Regions from separate parts of the Homo sapiens genome. Here region 2 is linked to region 1. Evidence: chromatin contacts called from ENCODE Hi-C or POLR2A ChIA-PET data. All regions are on one chromosome and are shown on one strand. The core of a region is the stretch at or near the end of the contact, and the rest is flanking DNA. Distances in the headings are between cores, read along the strand shown.

Evidence for each region. A loop is a pair of places that touch in the nucleus more often than their neighbours do. ChIA-PET counts read pairs that join two places held with the same protein, here RNA polymerase II (POLR2A). Pooled maps may share reads with other maps.
Region 2: a pooled map shows a loop between it and region 1 (4-fold over the local background). The contact joins the promoter of TAF12 here to the enhancer-like site in region 1. A Hi-C loop is called at or near these places in 1 of 50 pooled maps. POLR2A ChIA-PET finds 5 or more read pairs at or near these places in 2 of 52 experiments (OCI-LY7 and activated naive CD4-positive, alpha-beta T cell).

The regions. Positions count from the first base shown.
Region 1 is chr1:26,831,816-26,835,866 of GRCh38, reverse strand. ZDHHC18 (zDHHC palmitoyltransferase 18) reads right to left here. Exons shown (of 8, transcript NM_032283.3): 2 at 3,260-3,420. Among named protein-coding and RNA genes, the nearest start is that of ZDHHC18, 7.2 kb to the right of the region's middle. RefSeq lists an enhancer at 2,039-2,138. Within about 2 kb of position 2,171, at least 13 of the 41 ENCODE cell types and tissues checked have a DNase peak (open chromatin) inside an H3K27ac peak, as active enhancers do; they include OCI-LY7, where a contact is called at or near this core.
Region 2 is chr1:28,640,852-28,644,902 of GRCh38, reverse strand. TAF12 (TATA-box binding protein associated factor 12) reads left to right here and starts at 1,836. Exons shown (of 6, transcript NM_005644.4): 1 at 1,836-1,911. It overlaps TAF12-DT (TAF12 divergent transcript), which reads right to left and starts at 1,647. Exons shown (of 2, transcript NR_146730.1): 1 at 1,140-1,647. RefSeq lists a silencer at 1-286.

The DNA of each region.
Region 1 (4,051 bases), core at 922-3,421:
GGAAAAGCCCACACTGTCTACATGAGCCTAGGACCAGGTAATCAGTTCATGCTCACATGAACAGCACCACCTGCCTCAGAGACAGCTCCCAACCTTCTGGAAAAGGTTCAGTGATCTTAGTCCTGATCATTTTCGGGGAAATATGTTTTTGGTTTTTTTTGTTTTTTGAGACGGAGTCTTGCTCTGTCACCAGGCTGGAGTGCAATGGCGCAACCTTGGCTCACTGCAACCTCCGACTCCCTGGTTCAAGCGATTATTCTGCCTCAGCCTCCTGAGTAGCTGGGATTACAGGCACACGCCACCATGCCCAGCTAATTTTTGTATTTTTACTAGAGACAGGGTTTCACCATGTTGGCCAGGATGGTCTCAATCTCCTGACCTTGTGATCCGCCCGCCTCGGCCTCCCAAAGTGCTGGGATTACAGGCGTGAGCCACTGTGCCAGCCCTGGGAAATATGTTTTACTTTAATTAGTTAGAAGTCTCCTGGTCACACCCAAAAATTTGGCTTCTATTCAAGTTTGAGAATTCAAAGGCCTCCAAAATGCCACTTTTGCACTTTGCACCTGTTCGCCAAGAAAAGTCTTAGGGACATTCAGCGCCCTACAAGATTGATTCCACCCCATCCTTCCAACTGGAATATCTCTAATATCCCTAACTATCTGAAGTGCTCCTCATATTCTAGCCAACGTGGCCTGCTCAGTGGCCCGTTCCCATCCCTCCTCCTTCCCTCTGCCACTCTCTCTTCCCTCAGCTTTGTCTGCCTGAAGGGCTGCCTCCGCACAGCTCCTGTGCTTGAATTCCACCCAAACTTAAAGACTTAGCTCAAGCATCACTTCTCCAGGAAGCTTCTCCAGTCCCCCAGGCAGAAGATGCTCCTGACTCCTCTGACCCTCTTCTAAAGCCTGATCTCACTGGCAGTGGCTGGTCAGGGCTCCCACCTGGGGCCAACTTGTCTGGAACCCATGAGAGTAAGCTCCTATCAGATTCATTGTTGGCCCCCACCTGCCTTCACTCTGCTGTCAGGGGTCAGCATATAGAATTAACACACAAATGAACAAACCCATGATGCCCAACTGGGAGATGTCCTGACTGTTTCCTCACCTGTCACCCTGACAGAGCAAGGAGGGCCTTCACAGAAGCTCACCTATTCTTCAGTCATTCATTTACTCATTTAGCCAACGTCACTGAGCCTTCTACATGGCGACAAGGTGAACAAGATGCTGGAATTCCATGCCCTCACAGGCCAGCAGAAAGGATGATTTTGTAATGACCACCGTTGCAGCACAGGTTCAGAGAAGGAAGGAGAAGGTGCTCTGGGAATGTGCAATGGAAGGCCTGGCCCAACTGGGGTCAAGAAGGCTTCCCAGAGCACAGGAAACAAGTGGAGAAGAGGATGAAGGAGATGTGTCCCTGCTGCCATCTCAGAAGAGAAAGCAAGGGGTTTGGGAGTGAAAGGCACACACTCTGTCTCTGCTTCTTTATCCTGGCCCTGTGATCACCTGCCTCCGTTTCTCCATCAGTACAATTGGTTAACAGGGTCGCCCTCACTGGGCTGTTGTGAAGATTTGTGGGGATAATAGATGGAAAGCACTCAGCACACGGCCAAGCTCTTTCCAAGAAGGGGATTACTGCTGTCACTGTGATCCACGCAGCTCACAGGAGGCCGAGGATTCCAGGCAGCCAGACCTCTGGGTCCGGCTGAGCTGGACAATAATCCTGCCTCATGATTAGCCCTGACCAGAAGGGGAGGAAGAACGGGGCACAGCTGGGCCTCCCCAGCTGCCAGGTGGGCCAGCCCAGGTCAGACCGTGGGATCCTGAAGGAGTGGCCAGGGACCCAGAGTTTGAAGGGGTAGGACGCTGGATGTAGGTGAGAGGAGGTGGCCCTCGCAGGCGTGGCTGAGGATGGGGCTGGGCAGAGGAATGAGACAAAGAGCAGACAGAGCCCAGAGAACATCCTCTCCAGCTGCTCGCCCTCCCTCCCTCCCTGCTGCACAGAGTATTAGTGAAATGATTTCTAGCGATGGATGCAGCAGGGCTCTGACATTTACAGGCCACTAGATGTCTTCAGGGCCAGCTGGGTGTTTAAAAGCCTGTGTGAACACCATGCTGTTAGGGGAAGGAGCTAACCACGGACCGGAAACCCCCGAGGTGTGCAAGTAGCCACGTCACTTCTCAGCAGGAAGAGCTGGGGTGCAGCAAGCTGAGATTAGGGACCTGGCCCAGTACCCCGCCACCCCGGAACCCACACAGCAGTCTGAAAGGAATCAAGGGCCACCTGGGCTGCCTGGGAGCACAGGGTCTTTCCAGCCACTGCCGTTCCTCACACACGCCCAGGCTGTTTGCCACTCTGGGCTTTGGCCTTACTTTTCCCAGATCCCCGTATTTCTACCACACTCATCTCCAGTGCCGCCTCCTCCTAGAGGTCTCCCCTGACCACCTGACCTAAACTAGCCCACTCCCCAACACCTACTGGGCTCTTCCCTAGATAACCCCACCGTCAAGCCCTCATCTGTTCAGGCCGGTGCTTCTTTGCTCAGATGTCACCTCCTTCACAAGATGTTCCCTGGCCACCCTATGTAAAATCACACACCCTCCCTGTAGCCTTCATCCTCCTTCCCTCCTTTCTTCTCTGTCTGATATCCTAGATATTTAATTATTTGTTATTTATTGTCTCTTTCCTCCTCCTCAACTGTCAAGCTCCATGAGGACAGGGACTATTGTCAGTTTTGTTCACTGCTGTATCACATCTAGAAAAGTGCCTGGCACATAGTAGGGGGTCAATAAATGTTTGATGAGTGAATGAATAAGTGTATATGAATGTTTAAGAGCAGGTGCTCTAGACTGAGGTCTCATCTCAGCTCTTCTACTTACTTTGTGATCTTGGACCCTCTTTTGCCTTGATTTAATTAATCAGTAAAAGGAGAATGACAACAGTACCTACCTCATAGGATTACTGGGGGATTAAATAAGATCATGCATATAAAGAGCTTAAAACAGTGCCTAGCCCCCAGGAACTACTCAGCTCCACGCTGGCTGCCATCGGGGCCTTTGCTGGCTGGCCAGCATTTCTTGCTTACTTATTTGCTCACTTGTTGATCATCTGTCTCCCTCTGTGCCAGTGTCAGCTCCAGCCTGCCTTGCTCACGACTGCATCCCCAGTTCCTAGTATAGTTTTGGAAGAGAAAACCAGGCCTCCTCCCAAGTCAGGGAATGTGGAGCTATGGAGACCCAGCTTCAGCTGGGAGTAGAAACCTCACCGATCTGTTTCTCCAGGGCGGCTGCTTCACAGACAGTGGCCCGGGGCAGGATCCCAGGGTCGGTGAAGCTTGTCTGCAGCAGGCAGCTCATGACGAAGAAGAAGAGGATGGCAGCGATGATGGGGATGGCAAGGGTCAGCTTGCGAGCCAGGTAGGGACAGCTAGAACGAGAGATGGAGAGAGATCAGCAGACACCCCAAGGGCTCCCTGCGGCACAGGGCTACAGCACGTGGCAGGCGCTGTCATTCCAACAACCACCACCAAAATCTTGAATACAGCCTCGCTCTGAGGCAGAGGCACAGCTCCTTGATGAGTGCAGCCACTCCCCAATAAGTACCGGGAACAGACATCACTAATTGATCCTTGTGATATACTTTCCTCCAGAGCACATGGCAGATGTGTCCAATAGATCCCAGCACTCCTAACCTCTGCATCCAGAGAATCCCTCTACACACAGAGCTTCAGGCAGACACTAGTGGACTGTCACCTGAGACAAACCATCCTGCAGTGTTCATTCACTCATTCATTCACTCACTCAGTCCACAAATATTTACTGAGGTCTTCTCTGTGGCAGGCAACACCTTCAATAAGCAGCAGGAATAATGACGACGGATAAGACAAGAGTCCCTCCCCCTTGTGGCTTATGGTCTAGTGGGGAAAACAAGACATGTAAACAGGGAATTGCCACACAGGGTGATGTGTGCTCTAGTGGGGGAGGGGAACGCAGTAGCACAGTCAGGAAAGGCAACCTGAAGGAGACAATCCTAAGCTCCAACCTGAAGAATGAGTAGA
Region 2 (4,051 bases), core at 587-3,086, 1.8 Mb before region 1:
CCATAATTTCACCGTTCTTCCAACACCTTCCCATTGCATACTGAATATAATCTCAAGTCCCCATCATAGTCTAGGCTAAAAGGTCCAGACTATAACAAACCCCTGCCTACCTCTCCAAACTCATTGTCTTTCCCGGTTACCAAAGCTCCAGCCACCTTGGCCATCTTGGTCCTTGAGTAAGTGTTTTCCTTACTGAAGACCATGGCTCAGGCCATCAGCCAGCTAGATAAGTCTGGCTTATTCCAGTATTCTCTTCTATCACCCTTTTGTGCAGTTGCTAATGGTCTGTTTCCCACTCTAGGTTGCAAACTTTCTAAGGACAGAGATCATCCGTCTTAGCCACCAGTTATGTACTCAGCACATAGCAAAAGGCTTGTCACACAATGAGACTCAAACACTTGTCAAATGAACGTATATACATTCAACCTGGGTCTTAAAAAAGATGTATAGGCATTCAACAACAAAAAGTGGTATGCCGGACCCTAAAAAGAATGGAGAGCAGTGGCAAGGAAATAAGGCTAGGAATACAGCTTAGAGCCCAATGTTCATGAGGACTTGAATCTGAGAATTTGGATTGGGTGGCAGTGTAGAGGGTGGACTGGGAACGTGGTAGGATGAGGATTAGGAAGATATAAAGACAGGGCAGGATGCCGCACCAATCTGGGCACCTCTTCCTAATTTCTATGTGGCTCACTCTGGCCTGTCACAGCTCTTTATACAATTTTTGGTGTGTTTGTGGGTTCTTCTCCATCTTACTGTGAACCTTACAGATGCTGGAATTGGGTCTTACTTGCATGCCTAACATTCCAGCATACAGTAAAAAATAACAGCTGTTCTCTTTTTTTTTTTTTTGAGACAGAGTCTCGCTCTGTCGCCCAGGCTGGAGTGCAGTGGCGCGATCTCGGCTCACTGCAACCTCCGCCCCTCCAGGTTTAAGCAGTTCTCTGCGTCAGCCTCCGGAGTAGCTGCGATTACAGGCGCATGCCACCACGCCCGGCTAATTTTTTGTATTTTTAGTAGAGACGGGGTTTCACCATCTTGGCCAGACTGGTCTTGAACTCTTGACCTCGTGATCCACCCTCCTCGGCCTCCCAAAGTGCTGGGATTACAGGCGTGAGCCACATAACAGCAGTTCTCACCAAGCATCTGACAGCCGAAAAACTGAAAGCATTAGAGAATGCTACAGGACAGGCTTTGGCTTAGTAGTGAGTTCTGAGTTCAAGCTGAGGCTCTGCACTTATTAGCTAGAACTTTGCTTAATCTCTCACAGGTCTCCTCTAAATGATTAAATGGCGTAACGGAGGTAAGCGGATTAGCACAATTCCCGGCAAACAGTAAGCACTCAATTGTTACTACTGAATTGCCAGTTCACAGGCACAACCAACCGATCTCTCTCATCTCCTGGTTCCTCTGTTGCCAACTTCCTCGTTGAGGTCCAACAGGATACCTGTGGGGTAATGTGTCCCAGATGATATCCCAGTCCTGACACCAAGACAAAGGCACCAACCAAAAATGGCGACCTCAAAGCCATCCGAGGGCGTCAATTACCCGTCATGCTACCGATAGATAAATAAGCAGCGTCGGGAAGAAAAGCTAGTGAAGGATTCTTAACGCCGGGTTGGAATACGCAGAGCTCGCTCATGCTGCCACTCAACCACAAGCAGTTAAAAGCGCAAGCTGCAGGGTGTACCTACACACAGCTCAATATCGCCACCACGTGTCGGAGGGCAGTCTGCGCCTGCGCAAGCGAGGCGCGCGCCCGCCGGCCGGAAGAGCCGCGCGTTTCCGGGTTGGAGGCGGGGAGCGGTGCCGGAAGTAGTCGGGGAGGGCCGCGCAGTCGGACCGGCTGCTGAGACGAACGCTTCACTGGGGCAGTCTCTGCATATCATGGGGAGATAGACGCTGCTGCCTGTGAGTCTTGGGCCCTGGCAGTTGAGGAACAAGAGCGGGAGGAGGGAGTCAGGACCCAGACCTACAGTGGGTCAGTGTTCGAAGGACCAGGTTGTGGACGAGACGGGGCTGTGAGGATTCAGGCTCTTGGGAAGGGACTGACTGAGAGGATCAGGCTCGGAGAAGACGCGGCTGTGGGGACCCGGGCTCTAAGACGGGACTTAGGGAACGGGGACGGATGCGAGTTCTCCGGCATCTGAGGGAAAGTGGTCTGAGAGGAGCAGGATTATGAGGACCCGCACTCCTACGAGGAAAGGGTCAGAAAGGAACGGGGCGTGAAGACACAGGCTCCGGAGAGGTAAAAGTGGAGCGGTGAGGACTTGGGCTCCTAAGAGGCAGAAGCGGGACAGTGAAGACCCGGGCTCCTAAGGATTCAGAAACGGGGCAGCGAAGACTTAGGTTCCTGAGGGGCAGAAGCAGACAGAGAAAACTTGAGTTTGGAAGGGAACAGAAGCGGGCAGTGAAGACTGGGGCTTCTTTGGGGACGGGATCCGGGCTTTGAGACTCCGAGTTCCTGAGTCTCGGAACAGGGCTGTGAGTACCCAAGCTCCTAAAAGCCTTGGATCTAAGGGACCATGGATATGAGATCAGCCTACAAAGTAAAGGGAAAGGGTTTGGAAAAGATTTAGTGATCCATTTTTTCACAGTATTCCCTGAACCCAGAGAGATAAAGGACGTATTCAGGGGAAGACAACTTCTCCTTCGCACTGCCTACTTGGCTCTTGGCAAGCTTTTCTTGTGTCAGATACTCAATCTAGGAAGCCCATATGCAAACATCTTCATTTTCTGCTTCATTCTTGGGAATCAGATGTGAAGTTGAAAACAGTTGGAACTCAGTTATGTACTTGATAAGTGCTTTAAATCCCATTCCACTCAACCCTGAATGAGCACAGATCTCTGCATCTCAAATAAAAGAATGTCAGTGATGGAAGAGTCCCAAAAGATCATCTTTTAAAAACTCCTATTTTACATTTAAGAAGGCTAAGGTTCAAAGAGGCTTAGGATTACAGTGAGGCAATGGTTAGTTAGATCATAATTTTAATACAGTACCCTTCTGTGCGTAGCAAATGAGATGCTTGGTTAATGTTCCTTAAATGCTTCTAGAATCTTTGCTTTATCTTCAAACTCAGGAGGGAATTTTTTTTTTTTTTTTTTTTTTGAGACAGGTTCTCTCTCTGTCGCCCAGTCTGAAGTGCAGCGGCTCAGTCTTGGCCCCGTGCACCTCCAACCTCCTAGGCTCAAGCAGTCTTCCCACCTATACCTCCTGAGTAGCTGGAACTACGGGCGTGTGCCACCACGCCCTGCTAATTTTTAAATTTTTTGTAGAAACAGGGTCTCACTATATTGCCCAGGCTGGTCTCAAACTCCTAAGCTCAAGTGATCCTCCCACCTTGGCCTCCCAAAGTGCTGGGATTACAGGCATGAGTCACCTCACCCCCCTTGCAGTTTTTGTTTTTGTTTTGTTTTGTTTTGTTTTTTTGAGACAGAGTCACCCAGGCTGGAGTGCAGTGGCACGATCTCGGCTCACTGCAATCTCTGCTTCCCCAGTTCAAACGATTCTCCTGCCTCAGCCTCTCAAGTAGCTGGAATTACAGGTGTGTGCCACAATGCCCGGCTACTTTTTGTATTTTTAGTAGAGACAGGTTTTTGCCATGTTGGCCAGGCTGTGTTTCGAACTCCTGATCTCAAGTGATCCGCCCGCCTCAGCCTCCCGAAGTGCTGGGATTATAGAAATGAGCCACTGCGCCCGGCCCAGTTTTTATTTCCAGTAAAAACTGGAAATTTTTACAGTTTCTGATAATTTGAGTGTTGTTACTGTATTGACATTAATACAGTAAATGTCACTTAATAGTAAGGAAACCTTTATTTTTATTTTTGTGTTTTTGAGACAGGGTCCTGTTCTGTTGCCCATATTGGAGTGCAGTGGCATAATCATAGTTCACTGCAACCTATATTCTTGGGCTCAAGCACTCCTCCTGCCTCAGCCTCCTGGGACTGCAGGTATGAGCCACTACACCCAGCTAATTTTTAAGTTTTTTTGTAGAGACAGTGTTTGGCTGTGTTGCCTAGGCTGCTGTTGAATTCTTGGCCTCAAATGATT